Regions from separate parts of the Homo sapiens genome. Here region 1 is linked to region 2. Evidence: chromatin contacts called from ENCODE POLR2A ChIA-PET data. All regions are on one chromosome and are shown on one strand. The core of a region is the stretch at or near the end of the contact, and the rest is flanking DNA. Distances in the headings are between cores, read along the strand shown. Region 1 holds the start of DUSP13A (dual specificity phosphatase 13A). Region 2 holds the start of USP54 (ubiquitin specific peptidase 54).

Evidence for each region. ChIA-PET counts read pairs that join two places held with the same protein, here RNA polymerase II (POLR2A).
Region 1: POLR2A ChIA-PET joins it to region 2 with 18 read pairs in PC-9. The contact joins the promoter of DUSP13A here to the promoter of USP54 in region 2. POLR2A ChIA-PET finds 5 or more read pairs at or near these places in 2 of 52 experiments (PC-3 and PC-9).

The regions. Positions count from the first base shown.
Region 1 is chr10:75,103,487-75,110,871 of GRCh38, reverse strand. It overlaps DUSP13A (dual specificity phosphatase 13A), which reads left to right and starts at 1,715. Exons shown (of 3, transcript NM_001007271.3): 1 at 1,715-1,863; 2 at 2,663-2,880; 3 at 5,004-5,203. The coding sequence starts at 1,715. The coding sequence ends at 5,203. It also overlaps a transcript of DUSP13B not described here and a transcript of SAMD8 not described here. RefSeq lists enhancers at 1-406, 4,281-4,330, 4,052-4,895, 5,741-6,585, 6,586-7,385.
Region 2 is chr10:73,586,246-73,592,925 of GRCh38, reverse strand. USP54 (ubiquitin specific peptidase 54) reads left to right here and starts at 1,584. Exons shown (of 24, transcript NM_001391956.1): 1 at 1,584-1,648. RefSeq lists an enhancer at 551-1,301.

The DNA of each region.
Region 1 (7,385 bases), core at 466-2,965, 1.5 Mb before region 2:
GGCACTCCAGCCTGGGCGACAAGAGCAAACTCCATCTCAAAAAAAAAATCCTAGTGCTAATTCTGCAAGGGGGATCCTATAGCACAGAAAAGTAAAGAAACATACTGCCTGACATATTGCAAACTGATATTCCAACCCAAATCTCTCTAACATCAGATCCTGTATTTTCCTCACTCCACCATGCTGCACCACCCTGAGGGAAGGTCTCCTCCCAAGCCAGGTCTAGCATTGGCATAAACCAAGTCCAAACCCAGCTGTAACCTGGACACGAGCCCCTCCTTGGTCTTGCCTCCCCACACAGTGCCGGGCCGACTTCAATGGTTCTGAATGGGATAGACATGAGTGTAGACTGCTTCCATGGGATGCCCTGGTGTGGCCTTTCCCTTCAAACTGGTCTTAAGGCCAAGGGCAGCTGGGAACCTCCCCACTGCAGCTCATACCCTTCCCAGCTCCATTAGGGCCACTGAGAAGTCACATGAGAGAGGGTGAGACATCTCATCTCTCTTGCTGATAACCAGCTCTGGCAGAAGGACAGGTTGACCTTTCTCAGTTTCTATTTTGGGACCCAAAGCCCTTATAGGCAGAGGAATCTCCCTCCCACTGTTTCTGATGACAGTTAGCCCCTTTGGCTCTCAAAGTCTAGGGCAACACTCACCTCCCGTCTCCCCATTTGACATACAAGGCCCTCTTCAGCCTTCTCTTCTGAGAAGTTAGCCATCTTCACTACAGGACCATTGTTCAAACCTTGCCCCATTGGCCCGGCACGGCGGCTCACACCTGTAATCCCAGTACTTTGGGAGGCCGAGGCAGGCTGATCACTTGAGGTAGGAGTTCAAGACCAGTCAGACCAACATGGCAAAACCCCATCTCTACTAAAAACACAAAAATTAGTGTGGCATGGTGGCACATGCCTGTAATCCTAGCTACTCAGGAAGCTAAAGCAGGAGAATCACTTGAACCTGGGAGGTGGTAGTGGCAGTGAGCCAAGATGATGCCACTGCACTCCAGCCTGGGTGACAGAGTGAGACCCTGTCTAAACAAAACAAAACAAAAAAAAACACCTTCCCCCTCCCCCCATGAATCTTGTGGGCACCCTTTAAAGGAAGCTCTCCATGTCTCTTACCCATATTTCTCTGACTCTACAACTCAGAAAACTGTCCCTGACCTCCGTAATTCAGAGACTCATCCAACAGACATCCAATCCAGCTCCTGCCCAATTTGTGGCCCACCTAGACTGTACACTTCTTTCAGTTCTTTCTATCATTCATCCTTGGAACCAGCCACCTCCTCTGCACCCTGGATCTCTACTTTAACTCAGTCCTCAGAACCTAATAGCCTTAGGCAGGGCTCTACATCTACTAATTCCACAGATGTTTCTAAGCACCTACTATGTGTCAGACCCAGCATGTCCTTTGTTTCATCTAATCCTCAAATTCTCTGAGGTAGGTGTGATTATCCTTACTTTACAGATGAAGAAACTGAGGTTCAGGGTGGTAGCTGACTTGCAGAGGTCTCTCTGATTCTGTGTTCTCATGGAGTTTGGGGGTGGGGGGAGGCTTGGGGAGGAAAAGGTCTTGTCCACTCCAGAGGCCCCTGTGACTTGCTGAGTCACTTGCTTCTGTCACCTGTCCCTGTCAATCTCTGGGAAGGAGAAATGACACTGGAGAGGCAGAGAGGAGTGACCACAGAGGCAGAGGGGTGGGCGGGCTGGCCCATGGCTGAGACCTCTCTCCCAGAGCTGGGGGGAGAGGACAAAGCCACGCCTTGCCCCAGCATCCTGGAGCTGGAGGAGCTCCTGCGGGCAGGGAAGTCTTCTTGCAGCCGTGTGGACGAAGTTTGGCCCAACCTTTTCATAGGAGATGCGTGAGTGGTAGCTGGCCAAGGGGCATGGGGGTGGGGACGTGGAGAGGCAGTTCTTGGTCGCTTTACCAGACACAGGAGGGTGGAAACAAGGAGAAATAGCTCTGCTCTGACCATCCCAGGCCAGGGACCTTCTCCAGGACCCCCGGGGGTGCTGAGGTCAGTGCAGTGACCAGGTATGGCCACCAGGGAGAGCAGGGACTTCGCCTGCCTGAAAGCAGGGAGTCTCCCAGGAGTTCCAGGAAACATTTCCAGGACAACTGTCAAGTGTAGAGGCAGAGGCCCAGGAAATAGTATTTGGGGCATGAGATAAGGTAGACAGAGAGCCCCCTGTTTCTGGGCCCAGCCTCCCTCCTCTGGATACAGACGGTGGAGAAGCCTGACTGAAGGTGAATCAGAGAAGGTGTTGCCTCTAAACATTTGTAGGTTAGAAGCAGGTATGAGGTGGTAGCCAGTAGAGGACGGATATGCGTGGGAGGACATGGGGCAAGAAGGGAGGGGCAGCCAGGTTCCAGGGCTGAAGCAATCCCTTCCTTCCTGTCCTGGCCAAGGCAGGGACAGATGCATTGAGGAAGCAAAGAGGGTCTAAAGATCCCCCGACACACACACCGCCGGCTCAGCCACCAGAAAGTGCGGGGCTCTGGGTATAGGGCTGTGGAGTCAGACCCCACTTGGAGCTTGCTGGGGTTGGACTCTCTTTGGACCCTAATGGCTCGGTCCCTCTGCAGCAGGGGGCCAGGCACAGCCTCCCTCCTGGTCCCATGGCTTGGCCGGCATCAAGTGCCCTTCCTGCCCTCCCCAGGGCCACGGCAAACAACCGCTTTGAGCTGTGGAAGCTGGGCATCACCCACGTGCTGAACGCCGCCCACAAGGGCCTCTACTGTCAGGGCGGCCCTGACTTCTACGGCAGCAGTGTGAGCTACCTGGGGGTGCCAGCCCACGACCTCCCTGATTTTGACATCAGTGCCTACTTCTCCTCTGCGGCTGACTTCATCCACCGTGCCCTCAACACGCCTGGGGGTAGGACTTGGGGTCCAAGCCCATATCCCATCTTGCTCATTCATGGGGAGGATGCCTCATTTCCTCTCAGTCATCAGTGCCCTCCCATCCCTGCTTTTTAAAAATCCTCTGCTTAGGCCGTGTGTGGTGGCTCATGCTTGTAATCCTAGCACTTTGGGAGGCCGAGGTGGGTGGATCGCCTGAGGTCAGGAGTTCAAGACCAGCCTGGCCAACACGGTGAAACCTCGTCTCTACTAAAAATACAAATATTAGCCGGGCATGGTGGCACCCACCTATAATCTCAGCTACTCTGGAGGCTGAGGCAGGAGAATTGCTTGAACATGGGGGGCGGAGGTTGCAGTGAGCCGAGATCATGCCACTTCACTCTAGCCTGGGCAAAAGGGCGAAACTCCATCCCCCCCCGCCAAAAAAAAGTCCTCTGCTTAGTGCTCCAGCATTTTGTCGAACCCGATTCCTTCCCAGATGGGGAAACTGAGGCCTGGAATACAAGGTCATGCCATGAGTTAGGAGCAACCCTGAGGCTGAAAGCCATTTCTCCCAAACAGCAGAACAGCTCTTTCTCTGCAACACTCAACTTTGGGAAAGCACCATTTGGTACCTAGATGTCTGCCCCAAAGTACTTTTTTTCTCCTTTTTTTTTTTTTTCTGAGACAGAGTCTCAGTGCTACCCAAGCTGGAGTGCAGTGGCGCGATCTCTGCTCCTCCGCCTCCTGGGTTCAACCTCTGCCTCTGGGCTTCAAGCAATTTTCGTGTCTCAGCCTCCCAAGTAGCTGGGACTACAGGCATCCGCCACCATACCCGGCTAATTTTTGTATTTTAGCAGAGACAGGGTTTCACCATGTTGGCGAGGCTGGTCTCGAACTCCTAACCTCAAGTGATCTGTCTGCCTCGGCCTCCCAAAGTGCTGGGATTATAGGCATGAGCCACCGCACCCGGCCCCCAAAGTACTTTTAACTAGAAAAGAAATATATCTTCAAATACTCAGGATACAGCATAGGAGCCCAGGGAGGCTGGTGTCCTGGCTTTGTGTCCATCCTAGAAGACAGCTGTGTCCCTCACTGTGTGACCCTGGGCAAGCCAGTGTCCCTTTCTGGACTTCAGTTTCCTCATCTATGTGACAGGAATGACAAGATTACAGCTCACATGACTTTTTAGTATCCAACACACTTTGACATTCTTTTGCTATTTATCCATTCATTCACCAGCTATTTACTGAGTATCCACTACGTGCCTGGCACTGAGCTAAATACTGGGAATCCAGACTTTAAGAAGCAGGATCCCTGCCCTCTTGGAACTGGTGGAAAGACAGCCAAATTGCGAATAGTATAGTGAGAGCTACTCATAAGAGTGGGCCAGTGTGGAGGGCTCTGGGAGCACACGGCGGGGGTGCTAAGCCCAGAGGATCGGGAAGGTGGGGGGACTTCCCTCTACAAAGGTATCCATGGGTAATATGCAAAAAAGATGAGCTGCTTTGTGATTCAAGCAATACTTTGAGCGGTCAAGAAAGCCTGTGGAGGAAGCCGTGTCTCAGCCAAAACCTGGTGGATGAGTAGTGGAAGTTAGTCAGACCGAGACCAGGGGAAACAATTTGCAGGTATTTGGAATAGCATGTGGTAAGGCTGGAGGTCAGAAACCATGGCAGCCTCAAGGAACTGCAAGTTCCTCCATGTTTCTCGAGCTGAAGGTGGGGGAGGGACAATCTGAGATGAGGCGACAGGGGCCAGCTCTTGAAGTGTTAAAAAGGTTTGGAGGCCAGGAGCGGTGTCTCACGCCTGTAATCCCAACACTTTGGGAGGCCAAGGTGGGAGAATCACTTAAGTTCAGGAGTTCAAGACCAGCCTGGGCAACATAGTGAGACTTTGTCTCTACTAAAAAAAAAAAAAAAAAAAAGAAAAGAAAGAAAAGAAAAAAGAAATTCGGACCCTATCCCAAGGGTAGGCAGAACAGGTGTTGATCTACCCATTTTACCGATCAGGAAACTGAGGTCCATAAAGGCTGAGTGACTTGCTCAGGATCACAGAGTGCACCCAAGGCAGGGTCAGGAAAGGAACTTGGGTCCCCATCCCAGCCCGTGGGTGGGCCGGTGTGTGGGACAGGGTTTTTCACCAGGATGTCTTCCTCAGCCAAGGTCCTGGTGCACTGTGTGGTGGGCGTGAGCCGCTCTGCCACGCTGGTCCTGGCCTACCTCATGCTGCACCAGCGGCTGTCCCTGCGCCAGGCGGTGATCACCGTGAGGCAGCACCGATGGGTCTTCCCCAACCGAGGCTTCCTGCACCAGCTCTGCAGGCTGGACCAGCAACTGCGGGGTGCCGGCCAGAGCTGAGGGGCCAGGTGAGGCCTCAGGGGGCAAAGCTGGATGTGGTTGGCCGGAAGAGGCCAGGTGAGGGCCTAGGCTGCAGACATAGGATTGGATTCTTCCAGGATTGGTTGGCAGGGCTGTGTGTGGCTGGAAGTGAGGATTAAAGGGGGCCTGGCCCTCTCTCCAAACTGCTGGGTTCCCTTAACCTACCCAGGGTCTCACCCAAGGGCCTGGCCTAGGCAATTCTCCTGTAGGACCCCCAACCCATATCCCCCACCCCACCTGGATCCTTCAGACCCCAAAGAGAAGAGAAGGACTAGGATGCGAGGGTGTGGAAAGCATAAAATGGAAGAGGGGAGACTTTCCTACCTGGTCTTGGGGCCAACCTGCCCTGCCTCAGCTGAAAGCCTGTGGGGGCTCCCCTAAATCTCACTGAGGCATCTGCACAGCCAGCCTGGACCCTCCTGAACCTCCACATCCCCTTCCCCCTAGGTCTGGACCCCAGGTACAGTGCCACAGAGAAAACTTTCCAGGCTTAGCTAATTCTCATCAGTGAGCTAAGGCCAGGCCTCCACGGTGGCTCCCCACCCAGCAGGGCCTGCCTCCACCTCTGCTTCCTCTACAACTCCTTGCCTGTCTCGCCTCAAGCCTGTCTTTGGCTGTCCCTACCACCCCATGCCACAGACGGGCTGCCATTTGGGGGTGGGTGACTGGCCTGGGCATGCTTGGGAGCTGGAACAGCAGTAGCTTTTTCCTCCCAGAAACCTCCCAGGGCAGGGCCTGACTCTCTCCCTGCCTCCCACCCCTAAGAGCAGTTCCTGTCTCTGAAGGCATAGCCAGCCCAAGCAGAAGGGAGGCCCTTCAGCAGCATCGACCCCTTCCCCTGTGCTGGCTGGAGGATAAGCATCTTGAGGAGCAGGATTAGGGAAGGATCAGGGGCTAAGTTTAGAGTTTGGGGGTGACTGTGATAAGAAACTTTGGGTTATAGCTGGGCTTGAGATTGGCCTGTAGCCAAGCTGTGGCATGGAGCTCTGTGGGTAGAAGGTCTGAAGGGGGCATGTTTCCCATGGAATGGCAGATTCCCTGCCTGCTCTCTCTCCTCTAGACAGGACCCAGGAACCTGGCGGAGCATCAGATCTCGGACCATGCCCAGTCACCCTTCTCCCTCAGCCTGGGGCCTTAGGCTCCCTGACCTCTGACCTCAGCATCTTTCCCATCAGGCAGCTGACTTTGGGGAAGTTGGATAGGCAGGGGTACAGCATTGCACAATTCATGGAGGTGTCATCCACCAAACTGTGCAACTGGAGGCCCCAGGAGTTATGCAGTGTGCAGCCTGTGCAGCCATACAGAGCAGCTCTGGGTCCAGGTACTCTGAAAGATAAGGGGCCCATGGGGAGAGGTCATCTCTGTCCCTAAGCCATGGATACCAAATCTACCTCCTCATCTCTCCCAGCAGCTGCACTCACTTGACCTTATGCACAGGGCTCAAGGCAGAAGCAGGTTTAGGTGACAGCTCTTATCCCTGCCCCAACAAGTCCCAGCCAGCCTGGGCCTTGGTTCACCTGCCTGTAACACAGAGCTCATCTCTCTTCCAGAGCTGGTCCTTACTCCCTGCCATGGGGCTCTGCCACTTTGCCACCCTGGCACTGATCCTGCTGGTGCTGCTGGAGGCTCTGGCCCAGGCGGACACACAGAAGATGGTGGAAGCCCAGCGTGGGGTCGGCCCTAGAGCCTGCTACTCCATCTGGCTCCTCCTGGCGCCTACACCCCCTCTCAGCCACTGTCTTCAGTCTCCACAGGTGGGAGTGGGCTCCCCTCTCAGCCAAGCCCTCAGGCTTCTTGGCCAGGGACCCCAAGTTCCCTGGGAAAGTGGGGAGGGGAGGAGAGAGGAAGGGGGTTCCAGATATTTGTGATAGCTGTTGGCCACAGCTGTCTCCAGCAGCTCCCCTCAGGGCTCAGAGAGCCCCAGGAGGGGCTGAGCCTTAGCTCCCTGGAGCTCAGACCTCAGAGACCCAGTGCAGGTATGGCTGCAGGCATGGGTGTGCCCTGTTCCCACCATCTGGGAGTGCAAGCGGGGAGTAGTATCAAGGTATGTGTGTATGACAAAGGTCTGTGGATGACAGAGAAGATTTCTAGTAGGCCCAATTGAAGGTCCTAGCTGACCACAGTTAGCATGGGGAGAGACCTTAAAGACCATCTCTCTGGC
Region 2 (6,680 bases), core at 335-2,834:
AAATGTCTGAAAATAACTTATGCAAGGCAGAATGTGAGTATCATAGCAGAGTTTTATGGGAGGTGTTTTCTGAGGGGCCTCTGGAGAGATTACAATCTATTAGAGTGAGATTTCCCTGTGGATCACTTCCCTTACCTGGATGAGACATGAAAAGTAATGTTGTCTAGTTGTAATCAGGGTTGAAGCTCTGTAACTCTGTCCCAGTACTCTAGTTTTATTTGATTAGTTTCACAATGAATATATACCTATATTTTAATGACTTGATTGAAGAGCTTGGTCTTGATGTTTGTATGTCTTTATTTGCAGTCAGCACTTATCAGTAGAAATTTTGTGTTTCACACTTTGAAATGGCATTACTACCTCCTCCTCCACCTAGCACCACTAGGAGACCTGAGTTAGAATGCTAATGGTTAACAAGAAAAGCAACAGTATCTTTTTTTTTTTTTTTTTTTTTGTGGCACTTTCCTTGTGGCCAAAGGACTACTTCAATTTAATATACTGTATTGTTAAAATGTAAGAGCTTAATTAGTTTTGGACATTGCCCATGTTTGTTAAATTTTACCAATAAATCTTAATTACATCTTTTTTTTAGTCAACTCGTATATTTTCTCTCAACCTATAGAAACACAACAGACCTTCATATTTGGCAAGGATTCTGCTGATGAGTTTTTTTCATCAGTATGCTTATAAAACAACTTCTTTCAATAAAACTGTTTTATAACCTCAGGTAATACATAGAAGGGTGTGTGTTGGTCCTCTGGGGCCTTTGTGCCCTGCCTGCAAATGCAAGTTCTCGGTTGACTGATCACATGTTTGGGGGTGGGACTCTGCCTGCTGTTTGTTCTTGGTGATGTAACTAGGTCTCTTCCCCGAGAGAGGGGTGGAGATCTTTCCCTGTTGTGGACTTTGGGGTTGAGAACCCTTAGATCCCAAGCATTTTAAAATTGACTCAGTAGATTCCAATGGCTCAGTTTAAATAATAATTTTCTTTAATAGTGTGGCTCGTTTAAGACAGTTGGAGGAGTTTTGCCTATTAAAATGATTTGATTTAATTTAAGCCCAGTCTTGGAATTCTGAATTAGGGATTCCAACAATAACATTGTTTTGATTATTCTGTAAACAACTACAAAAATGTTGTCTTCTCGTGCTCCTTTTGACTGCAGTGCAAAGGAATTTTTTTGTGGGGGACTGGCCCTTCTTTGGAAGCAGCAGCCACCCTGCAAACCTTATTGTTTAATGACCTTTGTCATCAGGAATGCCCCAGGAAACAGCTTCATAATTGTTTTTCTTAAGCCTCAGGTGAAGTTTGTGATAACGTCCTTTCAAGTTACTTTTGGTTAGTTTCTTAAGTTTACTTTGTTTTTAATTGGAAGCTCCACCTTTTTAACTTTGTCATGAATTGTCAGTGCTGAGTTCCTGGTAGTTGGTAAAAAGAATTGCCTTCTCTCTGATATCCTGTTCTGCGGGAAGTCCTTGTGGTTTAGATTCACAGTTTCTCATTGTTGCTAGCTACAGTCGTCTCCTCCCTCCTAGCCTTCCCTCCCCACAGCTCTAGCTATTCCCATATCCCTCCCCATTCTTGTATCACTTGCCCCACAGATACCCTCGTGATTAGAGGTCTTTTGCTGGAGGTTGACTGTGCTGTCTGGTAAGTATTGTAGTTGTTGTGGTAAAAACAGATAGATAGAAGATTCAGGAACCGGTTAGTTTTTGTGAAGTTTTCTTTCTTTTAAAAAAAATATTCCCAAGCACTGATTAATAAGCTATTTCTTTTAATAGCAGTAGATTAAACTTTGAAATTGAGATTTTAGGACTCTCAACTTTCAAGAGGCATCTTTCAAGCTGTTGTTTGTGCTCTTTCCCCCTCCTCTCTGTTACAATTATTAGATTTTGGAGATTTCATATTTTTTCCAAAAAAAAAAAATTCATAGATTTTCTTGAGTTCCTTAGAATTAAAGGCAAGAATTGTGGATTTAGTATTTTAAATTTCCTTCAAACAGAAGAAGGTTATTTGTGATTTCTTTATACCTATTTTCAGTATTAACATACTGGTTAAAGTAGTAATGAAGAAAAAAGAGCCTATTTTGTGGCTAAATTGGAAAGTAGCTGAATGATTCTTTTTTCCTATCAGCAGAATAGTGTTGGCAAAATCCACTAAGATTTTGGCAATATGTTGTCAATTCTAAGAGATGGTTTGCCAAGTACTTCAGGTTAACAGATGCTTCTGGGAATGATTTTTGGGAAGTTAGATAAATTTGTTCATTAGCACCTGCTTCCTTGAGGCATGAGGCCTATGATCCTTTTGAAAGTAAAATATTTAATATTTGATATTTAGATTGAGTCAAATATCACTTTCATAATGGGCTATTTCCTTGCGTTTTGTGTTTTGAGCTTCTAAGAATATTTGTGTGTGTATTAAAAAAAAATTTTTTTTTGGATACTGGATGGTTGATACTTTGGTATTTCAAGCAGTTATAAGTGATGAGCTTTGGATTCTCCCAAACTACTGCTAGTTAGAAGTCATCTTTATGGTAGATGATGTGAGAGGAAACTTGTTTCTGGGATTTCATTGCTGTTCAGTTGAGGCACTTATTCAAATGATGGTTGTATTCGTACAGTAATGATTTCTTGAGCTCCTAATATGAGGTAAGTGCTGGGTCCTTGCTAAGTGCTTTGCATTTACTTCTAATTCCCAGTACAACCTGGCCAGGTAGTAGTATTGTCCCTCTACAAAGCGGCTATACATAGGTAGAAAGAACATGGGTTTTCTTTCCTGCAAAGTGAGAAAAATAATCACTATTTGGCAGGTTAATTGTGAGAATTAGAGGATATACCATGTGTCCAGTGCCTAGCGCAGTGCCAAACATGTAGTTTGTATTCACTAAGTGGGCTACCATTATTATAATTTTACACCTGATGAAAGAGGATAAGTAATCTGCTGAAGGTCACTCAATTGTAAGTGGTAGAGCTAGGATGTGAACTGGCTCAAAGTGTGAAGTCTGGTAGCATGTTTTCATTTGAGTATTGTAAAGGCTGTTAGAGTAGATTTCATTCCTTCTCATCCCTTCACCTCCTGCCCCTACAGAGGAAATCTTCTTTATAGATATTCTCCTTTCTTTGGTATCCTCTGTCGCCCTCCCAGTCAGTCATGTGCTTGCTCTCTCACACTGGAGTTGCTTGTGCCATTCAGTACCAGTGTTCTCCCAACAGAAATGAGTCAAGCCAGTGCTGTCAGTTTGCTTCCCCTCCTTTTTTCCTCTTGTTGATAGCACTGTCATACTTTCATTATTGTTTGTACTGAAATAATTTGAGTACGGGTATATTTATAATGATTAATAAATAATGCATTGATGGAATCAAGTGTTTAAAAAGTCTTAGTGATTCATAAAATTCGGGATAAAAATCTCTGGTTCTAAATGATTAAATCAGAAGGTTATTATATAGGGTAACTTTCTGGAACTCATTGTTTTGCTATCCAGGGGCCTAATAAATTGCTATTGATTTTTGTTCCTTTAACCACTGCTATTACTAGTTTGCTACTATTGGCAGTAGGGTTTAGAAAGAACATTTCGTTTGTCCTACTGACCATAAAATAGAGTATCTTTCTTCTGTAGACCTTTTGGAAGCGCAAGGTATGATTTAGATGCGATATGATTTTGGCAGGAGATTCAGGGACAAGCTAAAGAGCTGTTTGGTTATGCCTGTAACTGAGTTATCTCTAAACGGAAAAATGTGAGTTTGATTGGTCTCATGAAACTTAGTTCTTCATTTATTTGTTTAACAAGGAATGAGCATTTGTTGAGTGTAAGGCAATGTAACTTTCTACCTTGTATTCTAATAAAGTATTGATATACTGGTTAAATATTGATTCATGATGTTCCTGGGAGGGAGAGAGAAGTCCCAGTTGGTGTGGAGAGGTATTTAAAAAGACAATCATTTGGGAAATGAATTAATGTAAATGACTGCTCCTTCCTGCTGATGTATGACTATTAGTAGTTCCTATCACTGTAAGTAGCCAGTGGTATGACTTCTTCAAATAGGTTTGCTCAGTGGAAAAGATTGCTAGTATTAGGTAGGACTGGGAAGATGGGAGGAGCATTCGTTGATTGAGAAATACAAAAAACAAAGTAACTGGGCATGTGCACAGAACAAATCTTTTTGTATGTTTTAAGGGTAGATGAGGTTGGAAATGTGCAGGGGATAAGATTGTGGAAGGCCATTCAAAGCCAGAGTTTTGGCTGTATTTTGTCACTGAAGTTTTCTAAGCTAATTGTGATTCATCAGTTTGCTTTTGCAATATTGTATAGATGGGATTAGAGAGGAAAGAATAGTTAGAAAGTTTCTGCAATAGTCTGGGTGAATTGTATTGAGAATGCACTGGTTTTAGAATACATTTTTCCCAGGCTGGGCGCGGTGGCTCACGCCTGTAATCGCAGCACTTTGGGAGGCTGAGGTGGGCGGATCGCTTGAGGTCAGGAGTTTGAGACCAGCCTGGCCAACATGGTGAAACCCCATCTTTACTAAAAATACAAAAATTAGCTGGGCGTGGTGGCACACACCTGTAATCCCAGCCACTATGGATGGAGGCTGAGACAGGAGAATTGCTTGAGTCTGCGAGGCGGAGGTTGCGGTGAGCCAAGATCACGCCACTGTACTCCAGCCTGGGTGACTGCGAGACTCCGTCTCAAAAAACAAAAACAAAAACAAAAAACAACAACAACAAAGGATACATTTAAGAAAAAAAAAAGGATACACTTTTCCCCATTTTTTATATGGCCTTGGGATTTATGCTATCAATTATAGTTTAATCTCCTGAAATTTTTATAGTAGTTATATGTGTGTGTGTGTTTGCCTGTAAGAGAAAGAGAGATGGGGGAGAGATAATGCATATAGAGGATGGTCAGTCATCATAATCACAGTTACTCTTTATGGAATTCCTGTTTTGTACCTGGCCCTAAGTATTCTGCGTACATTATTTTGTTGCATCCTTTCAGCAGATCACATTTATTATAGGTAGTAAATGGCCTGAATGTGATGGAGCTAGGATTGGAATGTAGATTCATCTTATTCTTCATCATCATTATCCTCACCATAATCATCATCAAAACATTTATTCCACACTTACCACATATTAGGCACTGGGCTAATTATACGTATCTACATTATTTTATTTAATTCTTATAACAATCCTATGAGATAGATGTTATTATTAGTCACATTTTTTCTGATGAAGTACCTAAGAGTTAGTTCAATAACTTGGTCAATATGCCACAGCTGTTAGATGGTGGAGCTGAGACCTGTTCTATTCCACTAACTCTGTGTCCCCAAGTTGTATAATTCACATAATGTTCTCTAGGAATGGGACCCTTTGGATCTCCACTAAAAGCATGTTACCTCCCGAGGTTCTGCAATATTGTTGGCCCTGCAGAGGGTGCACTTTTTGTTTTTTTTGAGATGGAGTCTCGCTCTGTTGCCCAGGCTGGAGTGCAGTGGCGCAGTCTCGGCTCACTGCAAGCTCCGCCTCCCAGGTTCACGCCATTCTCCTGCCTCATCCTCCCGAGTAGCTGGGACCACAGGTGCTCGCCACCACACCCGGCTAATTTTTTTGTGTTTTTTAGTAGAGACGGGGTTTCACCGTGTTAGCCAGGATGGTCTCGATCTCCTGACCTTGTGATCTACTTGCCTCAGCCTCCCAAAGTGCTGGGATTACAGGAGTGAGCCACTGCACCCGGCCTGCAGAGGGTATACTTTTAACCACTATGTTCTTTCTACTACCATGCTGCTTCCTTTAGAAGTCAGTAAATTATACAACTTTAGATCTTTATAAGGAAGGGCTAAGTAGCCTGCAGCTGTCATTTCTTAGTTCTTATAATTTGTCAATTATAACAAAGTGAAACGTGCCTTTTTGTTTTCTTTCCAACTACTTTTTAACAAATTTTAGACAAATTTGTTATACATGACAGTTATCTAAGTTCTTGTGCAGGAAAAATAAGACTTTTTGTCCTTTATCAGCATACAATTCTTCTGTTGTACATGATGTAATAGTTTGAAGCTGCCAAAGTCCAGCCCTCAGGAAATTGTTTGAGTTGAGTAACTATTCGCTGGAGAGTTTAAGATAACCAGCTCATAAATCAACAAATAGCTTGGCCCTTTTTATGGTTGTAGATGCTTATCTCTTTCTATTTTCAAGCTTGAATCAGAAGCAAATATTGTTTCCATTTATATAGTCACTATTAGAAAAAGTTGTCAGCAGTATCTCAAGCTAGATAAGGCCATTTTGTGAGTTCTTTTCTTTAAGGAGAGTCAGAATTTATCAGGATGTTAGAATTGGTTGTTCTAGGCTAGGTACCTTCAAACAAAAAGTTTTCTCTTTCAATGAAACTGTCAGTGATTCAATGCCTATTATATTCAACCTCTGTGTGGAATTAGAAAGATGCCCTTAAGACAAAATGTAGTCCACGTACCCAAATAACTGTAACATGAGGGAGAATGTGAGTATTGTAATCCAAACCCCACCATGCACTGAGAGCACAGAGGAGGATGAAATAAATTGGGAGATTGGAAAGGTGAGAGGGTGAGAGAATGATCTGGGAAGGCTTTTCCTTGTAGGATAGTTAAGATTTTCAGCAAGAATAAATGGAGAGGAAAGGCATTCCAGAGAGAGGCAATATTAGAGTCAA